2 separate regions of the Homo sapiens genome follow, and region 2 is linked to region 1. A link is an interaction called in ENCODE POLR2A ChIA-PET data of the cell type or tissue named here. Cell type or tissue: Caco-2. All regions are shown on one strand.

Evidence for each region. ChIA-PET counts read pairs that join two places held together with the same protein. Peaks named below come from ENCODE experiments on the same cell type or tissue, not always from the same donor. Only the 100,000 strongest peaks of a DNase experiment are listed, where the experiment ranks them.
Region 2: POLR2A ChIA-PET joins it to region 1 with 6 read pairs; 2 of 35 experiments call an interaction of 5 or more read pairs at or near these places.

What each region holds. Positions count from the first base shown.
Region 1 is chr2:204,484,147-204,486,646 of GRCh38, forward strand. No RefSeq gene overlaps it. Among named protein-coding and RNA genes, the nearest start is that of PARD3B, 60 kb to the right of the region's middle. In Caco-2, no CTCF peak of the experiment used is centred here; a DNase peak (open chromatin) is centred at 975.
Region 2 is chr2:204,406,941-204,409,440 of GRCh38, forward strand. No RefSeq gene overlaps it. Among named protein-coding and RNA genes, the nearest start is that of PARD3B, 140 kb to the right of the region's middle. In Caco-2, no CTCF peak of the experiment used is centred here; a DNase peak (open chromatin) is centred at 991.

The DNA of each region.
Region 1 (2,500 bases):
TACAGAAATCAGAGATAGAGTGGCAGAGACATCAGGGAAGGGAGCAGGAGGCAAAACAGCTCCAGGCCCACAAAGCATAAGGATCCAAGAGGCAGAAAGTGGTGAAATAAGGACATGCATGATGAGCACATCAGACCTAGAGGAGCGTGTGTGTGCGTGTGTGCATGCGCGCACTAATGCCAGATACACCTGCCAGAAAGGAGGCCAGCTTCTTCTTACAGTTAACCCATTTGTTAGTAGTGTCATTATTTTTGAAGTCTTCCCGAAATCTTATGATTACATTTTTTAAATTTGCTATAAAAAATAATGTATGACCTTTGTTTAAAAGTAATATATATGCATATATGTTTATACATATACATATACACACATGTTTATATATACATATACACACACATAGACATATACATGTATATACATATACATTCACATATGTATAATTATCCTGAACTGTATGCAGTGTATAAGATCAAATGCAAAATCTCCAATACCATCTGCTCTCTCACCTTATTCCCAAGATATAACCGCTATGAGCTAAAGATTTCATCAAGTTTTCTCTTTCCCTCTTTGAAGCGTTTCTCAAACTTCCCCTTTGTTCTTTTTCTCCAAGAAAATAGCATTCTTTGAACTCATACCTTCCAGAATAAGGGGAGCAGCTTTCTAGCGTTAATCTCTGTACTCACCAGCCTCCAGCCACTACCAGACTATTCTTCCTAGAGTACCATTTTCCCTTAGAAAGCCCCAACCACTCTCCCCAGTGCCTACCACACTGAGTCCAGCCCTCCATCACCCATCCTTATGAAGCCACATTCCCTACCTGGATCTTCTATACAGCTAGGCCCACCTCAACATTTACCTTCTTCTTTCTTCCCTTGGGCTTGTGCCCCCGCTGTCCCTCTACCTGGTACTCCATTGTCGGAGGCCTGTGAACCAGAGCAACTCTGTCTTGAATAGGAGCTGGGTGAAATGAGGCTGAGACCTACTGGGCTGCATTCCCGGACAGTTAAGGCATTCTAAGTCACAGGATGAGATAGGATGTTAGCACAAGATACAGGTCATAACACCTTGCTGATAAAACAGGTTGCAGTAAAGAAGCCAGCTAAAACCTACCAAAACCAAGATGACGATGAGAGCGACCTCTGGTCATGCTCACTGCTACACCCCCACCAGCACCATGACAGTTTACGAATGCCATAGCAACATCAGGAAGTTACCCTACATGGTCTAAAAAGGGGAGCCATGAATAATCCACCCCTTGTTTAGCAAATAATCAAGAAATAACCATAAAAATGGGTAACCAGCAACCCTTGGGGCTGCTCTGTCTATGGAGTAGCCATTCTTTTATTCTTCCACTTTCTTAATAAACTTGCTTTCACTTTATGGAACTCACTCTGAATTCTTTCTTGCGCAAGGTTCAGGAACCCTGTCTTGGGGTCTGGATCAGACCCCTTTCCTGTAACACCATCACTATGCACCAGCCTATCTTCCTCTCATCTCCTCTTTGCTCATCTCTGTCTTTCCTATTCTCCACTGCCCACCTCTCACTCTGCTTCCTCTATGAAACATCCCTACTTCTCCAGCTCAGCAGCCCTCTCCTTTCCCTAAATACCTATTGAGCCATGTGTTTTAGCATTTACTGGTTTTCTAATTATTTTGAGAGTGTTAGTCCTATTTCTTCCAATTAGAAATAAATCTCTTGAGGTTGGGGAACTTGCCTTAATAACCTTGGCACCAAGATAAACACATGGGAAAACACAACACATAAATGTGTAGAAAATGGTCACATGCGTAGGAAACACACAGGAAACAGCCAGACATAGAGCAAGTTTACTTTTCACTTAAGTGCTTATCTCCCCATTATTTTGTATGTAGGACCAGCTTTTACTTTTTTGGTTTTGGCTTATGACTTTGGCTCATTCCTTTTTATGTGGTCATTAAAGTTGAGGTGGAATTACCTTTAGGGCAAGGTCACTAACTGGCCGGGTAGATTAACTGCACCTTTCTTTTCAGGGATGCAAATTTTTGTTTAATGTGTCTTAGAAATTTGGGAAGATACTCTTAACTCTCAAAAAATCAGCCCTTAGAGGCACAGCAGGTAATTAGGTTCCACCTAAGGTTTGAGATCTCCTAGATTTTAACCTTAAACATTTAGCCCATATGCCAATTTAACAAATCATGAAACACATTCTTCTTCTTATGTTAATGTAGAGGAAAATTTTAAAGAAAAGGGTAAATCTACTGGTGTATGGCATATGGAGGTCGAGATCCCACATAGATTTTCAGCATTAAGGCAGAACAAATGGACTGCAAGACTACAAAGAAAACAAATTCAGAGCAGTAACCTTTTGAGAACCGCCAAATTGCTGGCAAGATGAAAATGGAGTTTGCATCTGAGAAATTATGCAGCGTTGTGCTTTTTGGAGGAAGGTACAGCACAGAGGGGTATATGTGTTTTCTTTCAAAACTCTATTTTTAATATTCATAATGACACTAACTGAAG
Region 2 (2,500 bases), 77 kb before region 1:
ATTCATACAGCAAAGAGCCGACTGGGCTGTGGAGAGCAGAATCAATCCAAAATCTGCTAAGTATTTTGGTTCTATCAGCTACAGCCTTAGCTAAATACAAAACATTTGCATGGGTAATAGATAAAGATGGAGCAGTCTTCCAGAACACTATAAAGGAGGCTTCTTCAGCATCACTAACAAAGAAAAATGTGGGGCTAGCCAGTCTAAACTGTAAAATATTTAATTCAAATTAGAGTAAATTGTGGTATTTCCTCCCGTGTAAGTAGACAGAGATAGTCCTGCACCAATTACCACTGGATATAAAGTAGCTGCTCTCAAATTAATGGAATAAAACAAGTCCCCCCAGGCTAACAGCATAGTCTTGGGGTTAGCTGCTTAATTAGTGGGCTCTTTGTTCTAATAGATCTCATAGACAAGACCTTGAAATCAAATCTAGGAGTCGGAGGAGAGAGTCGGTGTCTTGGGTGAATCTGGTTACCATATTTCTAGACTAAACTAATGGAAAGATAAGGATCTTGATTCCAAAGAGCCAAATCAACCTTATCTCTTGAATTTGTATATAATGAACTGTTTATTTTGGCCCAGGAAGCCGCTTCAAAGAACCCATTATGATGGCTAAGGACTAAACCATAATTACATTTCTCTCCAGGACAAACTGAAGGATCTTTCCTTTTTTTCGGTCTTCATTCATTTTCCAAATTGTGAACAAAAATGTTTACTAGGTACTCTGGCCATCTTTATTATTGTGGCTTTAATGTTTAACACTAGTATATTTCTCTTAATCTCTTTGGTCTCAACCTGAAACAGGAGGGAATGGTGACACAAGTGGATTTCATTTCCAGTGAAACAGAAAGGCAGCAACAAGTCTCTAAGCTCCCTCACCTCTGAGCAAAATGCAGAGTGACTTGGAGTCCTGTGACCTAGCTTGCAATGTTGTGATAGCCCTGATAGTGATTCATGTCCTTACAAAACAAACAGCTATCTTTCTAACCCTTCATAGCTTAGGCGGGGCCTCCACCACAGAGCTACCTTTGGTCGGCTCTGCAGACTTTGATGATGAGACTCTAGCAGTCAGTCTAAGAGAGAAAAGGACATTCAGGGAATTTTAAGTGGCTTGGATCAGCATTTGTCATATACAATTGATGTTCATTTATATTTCACTAGCCAAAATCTAATGCTGTCCAAAATTGGGAAAGAAATATTTCAAATACTAATCAGGCCCAATCTTGCTTTAATGTAAAAAATGAGCCTTGTCCTACCTTTTTTCAATCCTAGTCTCAGAAGGGGGATTTAATATTTCCTGACAGTGCTTTAAATACTTTGCTGTTCAGACTTCAGTGAATCCACAATAATTATGTCAGTTAAACCAGCTTGGTTTTTCAATAGGTGTTTTAAGTTTAGGGTGCTTTTTGAACTCCGTATCATGGCATTCATTCTTTGATATTAGGTTTATTAGAGAAAGGGCCAATACTCAGATGGATCACCACTTAACCATTTAACCCATTTACCTGTTGTTTTTTAATCTATTGATTTAGTGGTCTACAGCTTCCCAGCCCCCTCCTTTCCAGGAAGTTTAATTACACAGAATCTAGGAGCCATTGCTATTCCCAGTGGAGAGTTTCGGGGAAGGCCAAGTGGTTTTTAATTCTCAGAAGATCAAGCCATAAAGACTCCGGTAGATTATCATTAAGCACTGACTTAACATTTAGTGTCTTACTAAGCTTTTTATAGGAGCCTTTGCCATTTTGATGAATGAGACTGAAAAATTATCTTTGTTTTACAGATGGAGAAAATATATCAATATACAATTGTTTAGGGGTGGGGAGAGAAGTACCAGTTTCTTCAGGTGGAAATTAATTCTACCCATCCTTCAACACCCTCTCAAAAATATCCAACAACTTCATCATAGTTTTGGCTTCAATCAGTGTGTGCATTCTTCCTGAATCATACTCTCCAGTAAAACAAGATCTTCTTGATAGGCTCTGTTGGCAATATCCAGCCTTCACCTTGACAACAATTAAGCCAGGGAGCACAATTGAGACTGAGTTTTCTTCAGAAGAACAGCCAAATGGCACTGAACACATTTACACAAAGTCATAAAGCAAGTGCAGGAATTAGAAGTCGTCCCCTCCGTGTGGGTGGAGTGGTGAGCCTGGCCCGGGGAGGAACATGGTTTGCTAAGTAGAGGCCTGGGGATGGTAGATACAGACCTTCCTTATTTCTTCAGAAGAACATATCAGAATCCCCCATGGGAACCCCCACACTGGAATCTCTTAGCTTTTTAGAAAGCATAAGCAATGCCGCTAGAAACCATTTATCACATTTAGGAATTCTTTCATTGCTTTCTCATAATTTGCCATGTAAAAATAAATTAGAAGTCATGGAGTGGATGCTTACTAATAAAAGAGAAATTATCAAAGAGATGAACATAAATAGTAATGAAATCAGCATGGGCCTGCAAAGTACGGACATTGCAGGGTCAAAATAAAGGAGGGATGAT